3 separate regions of the Homo sapiens genome follow, and all the other regions are linked to region 2. The links are chromatin contacts, found by Hi-C in ENCODE. All regions are on one chromosome and are shown on one strand. Each heading gives the region's core, a stretch centred on a gene start or an enhancer-like site at or near the end of the contact. The rest is flanking DNA. Distances are from core to core; before and after follow the strand shown. Region 1 holds the start of BCL2L11 (BCL2 like 11). Region 2 holds the start of ANAPC1 (anaphase promoting complex subunit 1). Region 3 holds the start of CKAP2L (cytoskeleton associated protein 2 like).

Region 1 (4,116 bases), core at 497-2,996, 760 kb before region 2:
CGGCGTGCGGCGGGCTTCGGGCTCTCAGCCCGCGCAGCAAGTTGTGTTGCTTTTCCCCGGGTGCGACGCGGGACGGCCGCGAAGAGCAAAGTTCGTCCGCGGTAGGAACTTCGAGGCCCGGTTAGGACCGATCTCCGGCCTCCGAGTCTACTTAGCCGTGTCCACGCTCGTGCCTTTTCCCTCTTGCAGCGAAATAACTGGGCGGGGCCCGACGCGCGTCCTCCAGCGACTCCGGGAACCCAAGGCCTCCTTCACCTCGCTCAAAATTCACCCGAAAATGCGCTGAGACTTTGGCATGGGGCTGCGCTGTGTCCCACTGACGTTACAGAAGCGCTTATGAATTTAAAAACTGCTCCAGGCGGCCGGACGGCGGGACAACGCCTCCTCACTTGCTCCTCTACGGCAAGGCCCCTTCCTTCTCCCTGCCGGCTGCGGTGGTGTGTAGGGTGGTCCCTTTACAGAGTTTCCTTAATCCATCTAGCCTGACCTCACCTGCGGGATGTTCCATTTCCCGATCCACCTCCCACACCCCCGCTGCAGTTGTCTAGAAGCTGGGGCTGGGGAACTGAGGCGCGGGAGGAGCAGACAGGAGGGCCGGGGTTGGGGCGCCAGCCACGCGTTGGGAGAGCAGACCCGGGTGCAGACTCAGAGGACTGGAGAGGCGGCATGGAGTTTGGTCTCCTGGGAGGTAGAGTGAGGTGCTGCGGACTCCAGGGAGGAAAGGGATGGGTGGGGAGGCGGGAGGGGAGGAGGGACGGGGTATTTTGCGCTCCCGCACCGCGGCCCGAACTCAGCTGTTCTGCCTTCACTGGCCTCAGCCAGTCGAGGGAGCTCCTACGAGGTTATCTGCGAGCCCAGCAAATCTTGGGGGTCCTAGCCAAATGCAGTGCGCAACGTTCTCTCTCACTTGGAGGCCGCCATTCACCTCGTTTTTTTTTTTCCTAAAAGGATTTTTTTTTCTGAGTGCTTTTTTCATTTCCCTATTTTACCTGCTTTGCACATGCCTCCCGCCCTCACCCGGGAGGCGGCGAAGACGCCCACTGGGACCGCGCCTGGCCGTTTTCTGGGCGCGTCCTGCCCCCACGGCCTCTGTCTCTTAGGGCGACTGGGCGCGGAAGAAAAGCTGGAGAGCCCCTGCGGGGTGGCAGGAGGAGGGTGCCTGAGTCCCGCGAGAGGCCCGGGCGAGGAAGATGCGCAGCCTGCTGATCCGCGTCCCGCCCGGCGCCAGGGACCCTCAGAGGGAGGAGAGCTCAAAGACCTCGCCCCGCGCCTTCGCGAGGACCAACCCAGTCCCCGCGCCTGCCCCAGAGCGGCTTAGAAACTCAGGGCACAGTGAGAGCGCAGGGCGCCTCCCGAGGCTTCACACCGCCGGCCGGGCCAGCGGAGGCTGTGACCGGAGCGCCCCCTCTGTGCCGCGCACGCCGCGGCCGCCGCCGGGTTGGGGTAGGTGAGCGGGAGGCTAGGGTACACTTCGGGGTGGGGGATGGGCGCGCACATGGCCGCCAGCAGGCAGAGTTACTCCGGTAAACACGCCAGGGACGGCGGCGCGCGCGGGAGGCAACCCAGCGGGGCAACCCCCGCCTTTACCTGTCCGAGCCTGCACGCGCCGGCGGCCGCGGCGCCGAGGGGGGCGGAGCTTGCCAGCCCGCGCGCCGGGGCGGGACCTAGCGGGGGCGGGGTCCGCAGTGATTGGGCGTAGGAGCGGGGCCGCCAGCCAGAGCTGGGCTGCAGGGCCGCGCAGGTTTCACTTCGCTCCGCGCAGCCGCCTGGTCTGCAGTTTGTTGGAGCTCTGCGTCCAGCGCCGCTGCCGCTGCCGCCGCCGCCGCCGCCGCCGCCGCCGCCGCCGCCGCCGCCACTACCACCACTTGATTCTTGCAGCCACCCTGCGAACCCTGCCACACTGCGATCGCATCATCGCGGTATTCGGTTCGCTGCGTTCCCGCCGCCACCGCCTCGGCGCCCTTTCTTGGCCCTTGTTCCCCCAAATGTCTGACTCTGACTCTCGGACTGAGAAACGCAAGGTAAATACCTCCAAATCCCGGGGCGCGGGCCTGGCACCGAAGGAAGACTAGCGCTGGAGCCCGAACGGCACCACCTACTGCCCGCTTCCCGTGCACGTGCGAGCGGAGACGCTTGCATCGGCGCCGCTTGTCGCCGGCGGGAGGTGGGGATCCGTGTGGATCGGGTTCCCTCTCGGGCAGGTTCTCTTTAAAGAAAAGTCGTTCACGCGGAACCTGCAGGCTCTTGGCCGAAGTGCGGCTTGGGACGGGATGCTGCGCGCGGGCCTGGTGAAGGGTCGTAGGTCCGGGCAGGAGGAGAGGCAGCGCGTGCCTTTCGGCGCCGGCCCGGGAGCTGAGGACCTGCTCGTAGTATCGGGCTGTGCGCCCAGCTGGAAAGTCTCGCCGCCGGCTCCGGCGCCCTCAGAGTAGCGGCCGCGCAGTGTGAGGGTGTTTCGTGTCTTGGTTTTTTGGGGCGCGTGGGCCTGTTGCGGAGGATTTGCGGAACTGCGGTGGTGATTTAACTGACGAGACACGGCTTTTCCTTTTACTCATTCAGGCCAAGGTTTCGGGGCCACTGCTGCGTTCGCTTTCTCAAGCGTACCTGGGGCCCCTGCTTGCTCTGCAGGAGTCCTGCGGCCTGTGCCATCCGCACGATTCCCTGGCAGCGAGAAATCTAGGTCCTCCCCTGACCACCTGGACCGCGCAGGGGACTAGTCGCGGCCGGCAGAACCTGCTCGGTCCCTGGGCCGGGCTATCTTAGCGGCTCACGCATGCCCGAGCACACCCGACCCGGTTCGCGGTGCAGGCTGGCGGCGCCGTGCCCTCTGGGACCTGTTGCCCCAGGGTTGGCGCTGCTGGTGGAGGGCCCGACGGACGCCAGGGCGGAGGGTGTGAATTTACTCGATGGTCGCGGACGTGCGCGTCCGCGGCCAGGGGTGGCTCTTCGGCTTTGACTCGTGTCTGCGGCGCACCAGGAGAGAGAGGAAGTTGTTGGAGGAGAATAGTTGCCACAGCCAGGGCGGTGACGGCCGTTAGGGTCTGCCCCCGACGGGCCAAAACAAGGACAAGTGGCGAGGACTGGGCCTGGGGATGGCCCTGCGGGTCCGGGCGCGGCGCAAGTCCTGCTTTGTCTCCAGGTGACTGGCTGTCCAGGACGGCGGGAGCTGCTAAGGCTTGTGTCCGGAAGGAGCACAGGGATGGGCAGGGTGGCCGGGCCAGCCGGCCCTCAAATCCTCCGACGAAGCGGCAGCCGCCACGACCACGGCCAGAGCAGCGCTCGGAGGCGAGTTTGTCAACAATCGCCTCGCCTTTGGCGGCCTGACCCGTAGGCGCCGCCCCCACCGCGGCTGCCGATTGGCTGCGGCGCGGAGCGACCGCGCGCGGACCAATTGGGAACGCGGGCACCCGGCGCCAGCGGCGCGGGGAGGTCGGCGGTGCCGGCGGCGGCGGGCGCAGAGCGCGAGGGGAGGAGCGGGAGGAGGCGGAGGATGTTCCCGGCGGCTGCGGCCGGGGCAGCGCGGGCCAGAGGCGCGGCGTGCGGAGCCCTCGGCTGCCCGGCGGAGCGCGGCGGCGGGCTGGCGGGAAGGCGCGGGCTTTGCGCTGCGCCGGGGACTCTGAACCCGAGTCCCGGGCTTTGTCTCCTGCGCTGCTTTCGTGGTGACGGTCAGGGGGCGCCCGGTCGGCGAAGGGCGCGGGCCGGACGCCGCGGGGCTTGGTCCCTGGCCCGGACGCTGCGCTCTGAAGGGAAGGCGCGGACGTGAGTTTCGGTGTGATTGCCTTCTGAGGGGAGGGTCTGTGGGATGAAGGCGGCGCGGCGCGCACCGGTGTCGCCTAGCCTGCGGACCTAGTTGTAGACCTTGCAGGCGTTCGCTTCGTCGCCCTCCGCCGCCCCCTCCCCATTTAGAGATGTGCACCTCACGGTGTGCACCTCAGAGAAGTTCTGTCTGATTCGGTGCGGCGTGCGGTACGGGAGCGGGAGGGAGGGAGCACGGGCGGAGAGAGCGCCAGAGCCGGGCCGAGCCGCGCTGGAGTTACAAACTCTATTGTGACGCACTTACTACGACTGACGGCCGCTGCCAGACCTTCCCCAGACTTGCTGCCCTCAGCATTTTCGGCA
Region 2 (3,618 bases), core at 1,091-3,590:
TCTCTGACCAATCAATACCTTAACCCACTACCCTCTCTTTAAAACCTCTGGACCGGGTGCGGTGGCTCACGCCTATAATCCCAGCACTGTGGGAGGCCAAAGCAGGCGGATCACTAGGTCAGGAGATCGAGACCATCCTGGCTAACATGGTGAAACTCCATCTCTACTAAAAATACAAAAAATTAGCTGGACTTGGTGGCGGGCACCTGTAGTCCCAGCTACTCGGGAGGCTGAGGCAGGAGAATGGCGTGAACCCAGGAGGCGGAGGTTGCAGTGAGCCGAGATCATGCCATTGTACTCCAGCCTGGGCAACAGAGCAAGACTCTGTCTCAAAAAAAAAACCAAAAGCAAAAAAAAAACCTCTAGACCTTAACTCTTTGGGGAGGCTGACTTGAAGTTTCCTCAGTCTCCTAGTTCGGTGGCCCTGCAAGTAAAACACTTTATCTGCTGCAATCCCCGTTGTTTCCGTGTATTGACTTGCTGCTCATAGGGCAAGAATCCTATATGGTTACACAAACAGCCAAAGCCTATGTAGTTCCTTTGCAGCTCCTCCAAAGCCACAAAGTTATTTTGCTGTGAATTAAATGTTATTCTTGGCCAGGCACGATGGCTCACGCCTGCAATCCCAGCACTTTGGGAGGCTGAGGCGCGAGGATCACCTGAGGTCAGGAGTTTGACACAAGCCTGGCCAACATGGTCAAACCCTGTCTCTACTAAAAATACAAAAAAAAAAAAATTACTCAGGCATGGTGTGGGCGCCTGTAATCCCAGCTACTTGGGAGGCTAAGGCAAGAGAATCGCTTCAACCTGGGAGGCAGAGGTTGCAGTGAGCCGAGATCGCGCCATTGTACTCCAGCCTGGGGGACAAGAGCAAAACTCCGTCTCAAAAAAAAAAAAAAGAAAAGTTATTCTGGATATAATTATGTCACAAAACATGACACAAGTTTTGTTCTTCCTCCTGCTAGAAATAAATGAGTACTGGGACACTTGAACTTGGAACACAAGTAAAAAGTGCCTTATAAAACTTACAAGGGGCAGGGCGTGGTGGCTCACGCCTGTAATCCCAGCACTTTGGGTGGCCGAGACGGGTGGATCACGAGGTCAGGAGTTCAAGATCAGCCTGGCCAAGATGGTGAAACCCCATCTCTACTAAAAATACAAAAATTAGCCAGACAGTGATGGCGGGCGCCTGTAATCCCAGCTACTTGGGAGGCTGAAGCAGAGAATTGCTTGAACACGGGAGCCAGAGGTTACAGTGAGCTGAGATGGCGCCACTGCACTCCAGCCTAGGAGACAGAACAAGACTCCTTCTCAAAAAAAAAAAAAAAAAGAAAACCCCACAAAAAAAAAAACCTTAAAAGAAAACAAAATTCAGCTGGTCTTCCTATATTTTATTCAACAGAATAACCAACATCAACGAACTTTTGACTTTATGAAACTTTAGTTCTGCAATTTTATAATGTTATTTTCTTATAACTTTGAGAGAAAATTACAGAATTGTTAAAGAATTATCATTTTGTACCGATTAATGCCACATATTTAATACTTTTTCAGTACCCCAAACTTTTAGAAATGTTTTTACTTGTTAGGTGCAACATAAACAGCTACACGTAAAAATACTATTAAATTTATATGCTATAAATAACAGTATCAGCAATGATTCCTACAAACACTACCCTGCCAAAAAAAAAAAAAAGAGACCCAAATGCACACTAACGGGAGCTTAAGTCTCCACAAGAGCTTCCCCAGCCTTTCTAGAGGACGGTGAAAACAGGCTGAGAGCCCGAGGCTCAGAAAAACAGCTCAGAGGGGCTGGAGGCCAGTCTGAAAGCTGAGGCTGCACATGGGATGCTACGCACAGCTCAGGAAAGAGGTTGGCAAGCAGGAGCCGGAAGGAGCACCCCAGCCCGCAGGCCAGGAGCGCCCGCAGGCCCCCTCAGCCCCGGAGCACGCTCAAGGCCCTCCCTCGGGTTCCCAGTACCCCGGGTTTCCAGACCTACGGCCACCAGGGGAGGCTCGGCCTCGGGACGGGTGCGAGAGTCACGCGGCGCGCGACAGACCACCAAGTGCTGCGGTACGGCGCCCGCACCTGTATAACTCGGGACGCGTCAGGCGCGGCGAGCCCCGGCTGCTCCCCGGAGGCGCAGGGGCCGAGGAGGCCCGAGGGCAGCGGCGGGGTCCTTCACAGTGACTCTTGGGCCGCAGCAGCTTCTCATTCCCTCTCCCTCCCCTATTCTGGAGGAAGAACGGGCAACAGCAGCGGGCTCGAGTGCTAATGGCAGGAAGGCGTGCGAGACGTTCAAATGGACGCGTCCATCTTGACTTTCCCGTCTTGCCTCGCGCCGGGGCGGGGCATCGCGGGAGGTGCGCGGCGTCCTAGCAGTCCTGGCGCCTGCGCTGTTGAGGGAAGACCGCGGCGGGTTACAACTTGGGGGCTATTTCCACCTTCCGTGCGACTGATGCGAACCCCGAAGCCGGACTCTGTCTGCTACAGTCCTGGCGTCCAAGTTCTCTTTAGCTCATGTCACTAGGGACCTGAACTGCCTTATAGATCTCAGGGTTTTTTCTTCTGGTTTCGCTTCCGCCTCCTGACCCCACGTGGAGGTAGGCACCTCAGGCTGAGGGTGGGGAGCAGGGGTTGCTGATTTTCTCTACGTGCAGTGAATGCTCTATGCCTTTTTCGGTCCATACTCTTCGAAGAGTGGATGAACTGTGTGAAGGTCCTCACAGAAACGTTGCTTGCAATTCCCAGATTCAGAGACACTTCTTAAGGCGATTCAAAGACCCAAGTTAAGAACCCCAGCGGCCACTCGCGCCTGTAATCCCAGCACTTTGGGAGGCGAGGCGACAGGATTGCTGGAGCCCAAGAGTTTGAAACCAGCCTGGGCAATATAGCGAGACCCTGTCTCCACAAAAGAAAAATTTTTTTAATTAGCCTGGAGGCGTGGTGCGCACCTGTAGTCCCAGCTGCTTGGGAGTCTGGAGGATCACTTGAGCAGGGAGTTTGAGGCCACAGTGAGCTATGATCGCGCCACTGCACTCCATCCAGCCTGGGCAACAGAGCAAGACCTTGTCTCAAAAAAAAAAAAAAAAAAAGAATGGGTTATAGGAGAAAGGTTAGAAACAAAGATTCATGAAACAGTTAAATACAAATATACCTAATTGATATTTTAAACTTTTGTTTGTGTGTGTGTGTGTGTGTGTGTGTGTGTGTGTGTGTGTTTTTCTTGAGACAGAGTCTCGCTCTTTCGCCCAGGCTGGAGTGCCGTGGCACAATCTCGGCTCACTGCAACCTCCGCCTCCCGAGTTCAAGCAATTCTCCTGCATCAGCCTTCCAAGAAGGTGGGATTACAGGCGCCCGCCACCACGTCCAGCTAACTTTTGTATTTTTAGTAGAGACAGGGTTTCACCACGATGGCCAGGCTGGTCTCGAACTCCTGACCTCGTGATCCTCCCGCCTCGGCCTCCCAAAGTGCTAGGATTACAGGCGTGAGCCACTGCGCCCGGCCAATATTTTAAACTTTTTTAAAAAAAAAAAGTTTAGCAACCCCATCAAAAAGTGGGCGAAGGACGTGAACAGACACTTCTCAAAAGAAGACATTTATGCAGCCAAAAAAC
Region 3 (3,718 bases), core at 129-2,628, 880 kb after region 2:
GAGCTCACAGCCACTGTTCTCAGCTACAACAGTCTGTTTTGAAGAATTTCTGTTACTGGCCCACCTGAGCTGGTGAGCCAGGCCTGGTCTTACGTCTTTTGTTTTTTTACAGGGATGATGATTTTTACCCACAAACCCTTATATGGCTTCCTTTGTTGGTACTAAGGATAAAATACGCCCGGTCTGCTCACGGCAGACACCTATACTATGGTGACTTTCTACGCAAGCCATTTGTGAGGGGATGACAAGTCAATAATTTCTGCCTTCAAGAACTTTCAAACTAGTAGTGGAGATAAAATCAACACAGCAACAATTACAGTATAAGGTAAAATCTAAGGGCCATAAGAGACGAAAAGAAGTATGGGAGTTCAGAGGTAGGGCATAAATGAGGGGAGTAGGTGGCTAGAAAAGGTTAAAAGTAAATAATGATGTGAAGGAAGACAAAAAGACGACAGGGGTGCCAAACGACTCTTAACCTCATCTGAACGGAGTTGCCCTGTTTTGCTCTCTGATGCTCATGTATCTATCCTTAGAGACAGCTTGGCGGGCAATGTAGAGCGTAGGGGCTGACATAGGGGGTTGGAGTCCCACCTCCGTGACTTCTAGCAAATTAGCAAACTTTGCTGCTGCTAAGCCTATAAGGCGGACAGAAATGCCATCTTTAAAGCTTGTTATGTAAAGTGCCTAGGACCTCGTAGGCATCAACAGGAATAATGGATGAAACAAAACAACGGTGCGTATCTTGGAGAAAGTGGCATCTGAGCAGGAGTATTTTGAAAGGTAGGAAAGGGCTCCAAGCACATCTAAGAGATTAGGGAACGCAGAAGCCTTAGCCCTGGGTGCAGATTTAACCAATCAACTTCTAACCACCGCAGGCTGAGAGGTGTGGAGTGAGAGCCCCGCCAGAGGCAGGAGACCCGGGCTTCGGCCAGACCCCGCCTCCTGGCACAGAGGACCACGCCCGGCTCTGCCTGGAGCCAAATGTGGATCAAAACAGCGCGCAGCTTCCCACTGCTGGTGAAAACCCGAGCAAGGGGCCTCAGTTTCTTTATCCGGAACGTGGTGACAATGACATCTCTTTGCAAGGCTGCTGCAGGGCTTTCTGGAAATACGCCCGTGAGGTATCTGGGCCTGCGCACAGCCTCCCCCGCCCAGGACCCAGACGTCTACCTGGGGGTCCCGTCTGCGCTCCCGGGATGGAAAACGCCCAGGGGAAACTTAGGCAGGCGAGCGGACGGGCACCTCCCGCGGGACGAACTCACTCGGTGGCCTCCTACTTCCCCGGCCGTGTTCCAACGCCTGAGAATAACGGGAACAGCGGTCGTACTCACCGACAGCGGCAGCAGCGGTAGGCCCGGGCCCCACCATGACTCTTCAGTGACAGTTTTTCTTCAAACGCCGCGCCTGTAGCCAGGACCGGCGTGCCGCGCGTCCACGCGTCCTCATTGGCTCCTGCGGGTTTGAAACTCGCTAGTCGTCAGCACGGGAGGGCGGGACAACAGGCAATAGGCTCTTTGCGGTTGGCTCTGGCCTTGAGAACCCGACCTTGGGGCCCTTTGATTGGAAGAACGTGCAGCGCACCTCGGCATTGAGGGCGGCTTCCTCGGGGCGCGGCGCCGCCCGCCTCTGAGTGCGCCTGTGAGTGCGCCTCCGAGTGGGCGTGGGACCCTCCGTGGGGGCCTCAGCCGGGCTGGTGGTTGGGGGGCGGTTACGCTGAATCCAGCTGGGGTTGGCGCGCCGGGAGTCCCTGGGCGGAGAGACAGGGCGGTCCTCCCAGGATGCTGGGGCCGCTACCTGATTCTGTCCTTTCAAAGTCTCAGACTCACAGGAGCTGTGAAAAAATAATATTATAAAGAGGACATATGGGTCTTATGCATCTAAAGGCTCCTAGTTCTTAGTACTGCAGGGTGGCTCGTTTAATTGTGGTAAAATATGCATAACATCACATATACCATTTTAACCATTTTAAAGTGTTAAATTTTTCAAAAATGTGCAGTTTAGTGGTATTAAGTACCCTCACATTGTGGCACAGCCACCACTACTGTCCTTTCCAGAACTTTTTCATCTTCCCAAATGAAACCCTGTACCCGTCACTAACTCCGCACTCCTCCCTCCCCCAGCCCCAGGCAATCACCATTCTAGTTTCTGTCTCTATGGATTTGACAACTGTAGGTGCCATATAAGTAGAATCATGCAGTATTTGTTCTGTGACTGGCTTGTTTCACTTAGCATAAAGTATTCAAGGTTCATCCATGTGTAGCATGTGTCAGAATTTCCTTTCCTTTTAAGGGGGAATAGCATTTCGTTGTGTGGAGATGCCACATTTTGCTTCTTGGTCCATCCCTCTCCGGACACTTGAGTTGCTTCCACTTTTTGGCTATTGTGAATAATAATATGAACATGAATGCACAAATAACTCTTTGAGACTCTCCTTTTCATTCTTTTGGGTATATACCACGAAGTGGTATTGTTGGATCAAACGGCAATTCTATTTTTAATTTTTTGAGAAACTGCCTTACTCCTCTCACGGTGATCTCTTGTTCAAGGTATATTTTCGATTTCACCTGATCAGCTGACTATAAGGCCATAAGGCTAACGGAGAAACGCAGGCCTAGTTTCTCCTAGTTACTAGGAGATCGCAGGCCTCGTTGTCCTGAATCCCTAGACACACTTCATTCCCCTTGTTTTAATCCTAAATTTTTTTTCTTTTGAAGTTTGTCCTGTTTCATCTATTCTCCAGTTTCTTAAAGAGGTCTGGAAAATGCTTTTGGCTCCTTGTGTATGAAGGTTCCTCTTCCATGGATGCTGGAGAAGTCGTGTGTGGAGGGGCAGTCATATCTGGGCACCTGTTGGCCAGGTTCAGCTTACCAGTTGGGTACTCAGCAGGGCATGAAGCCACTGCAGCAGCCCTTCTCTTTAGCCGTAAATAGGGAGTTTGGAAGAGAGCCAGGGTTTCTGGATTTATGCATTTTGATATTTTCAATAGTGTATTAAATGTTTAAAATAGGAAAACTGATCATTATTTTTGTTAATGACTGAGAAAGGGACTCCTTCACCAACAGTTTCAGAAAAGTGAAGGCGGTTTTGTTTTGGTCTTTGTAGAATCTAGGTGGTTGAATGCATGTCAGTTGTAGAAGTCACCTTGCCTGATATCCCACGCAGTGCTGGAGTATTCCACAGACCCCATGTAGGTACTGCACCTTTGCAGGTATACTGCTGGTGTTGGTGAGCTGCCTTACCTGTCCTGTTATTGGAGACCCCTGCTTATTAGGAAACTTAAAATGAACTCAAATGAGCTTCCTTGCTTACTGGTCCTAGTCCTTTGGAGCAACATAGGCCAGTTCTGCCTCGTTTTTTTCCATCCTTTGGGTATTTGACGGTCTATTTTGTAGGACACAAAATGTGGGAAAATAGCTAGGCAGGTTTAAAAATTCTCAACTCTACCAAGCATGGTGGCTTATGTCTGTAATCAATCCCAGCACTTTGTGAAGCTGAGGCAAGAGGATTGCTTGAGCCTAGGAGTTTGAGACCAGACTGGGCAACATAGCAAGACCTCGTTTCTTAAAAAAAAAAAAAAAATTACAAAAATTAACCAGGCATGGTGGCACACACCTGTAGTCCCTTCTACTCAGGAGGCTGAGGTGGGAGGATCACTTGAGCCCAAAAGTTGAAGGCTGCAGTGCACTGTGGTCATGCCACCGCACTCCAGCATGGGAGG

What was found. Hi-C counts contacts between places; a loop is a spot of excess contacts on that map. Pooled maps may share reads with other maps.
Region 1: a loop to region 2 is called in a map of CD8-positive, alpha-beta T cell, with 4 times the contacts of the local background. The contact joins the promoter of BCL2L11 here to the promoter of ANAPC1 in region 2. A Hi-C loop is called at or near these places in 2 of 168 maps with a recorded cell type or tissue (CD8-positive, alpha-beta T cell and naive thymus-derived CD4-positive, alpha-beta T cell), 1 of 37 single-sample maps with no recorded cell type and 9 of 50 pooled maps.
Region 3: a loop to region 2 is called in a map of OCI-LY7, with 6 times the contacts of the local background. The contact joins the promoter of CKAP2L here to the promoter of ANAPC1 in region 2. A Hi-C loop is called at or near these places in 2 of 168 maps with a recorded cell type or tissue (CD4-positive, alpha-beta T cell and OCI-LY7), 1 of 37 single-sample maps with no recorded cell type and 6 of 50 pooled maps.

What each region holds. Positions count from the first base shown.
Region 1 is chr2:111,119,168-111,123,283 of GRCh38, forward strand. BCL2L11 (BCL2 like 11) reads left to right here and starts at 1,747. Exons shown (of 4, transcript NM_138621.5): 1 at 1,747-2,021. RefSeq lists enhancers at 952-1,031, 2,182-2,301 and silencers at 1,312-1,851, 2,185-2,479, 3,272-3,831.
Region 2 is chr2:111,881,853-111,885,470 of GRCh38, forward strand. ANAPC1 (anaphase promoting complex subunit 1) reads right to left here and starts at 2,341. Exons shown (of 48, transcript NM_022662.4): 1 at 2,090-2,341. RefSeq lists enhancers at 1,578-2,371, 2,715-2,864.
Region 3 is chr2:112,763,231-112,766,948 of GRCh38, forward strand. It overlaps CKAP2L (cytoskeleton associated protein 2 like), which reads right to left and starts at 1,379. Exons shown (of 9, transcript NM_152515.5): 1 at 1,332-1,379. The coding sequence starts at 1,368. RefSeq lists an enhancer at 1,009-1,148 and a silencer at 1,599-1,758.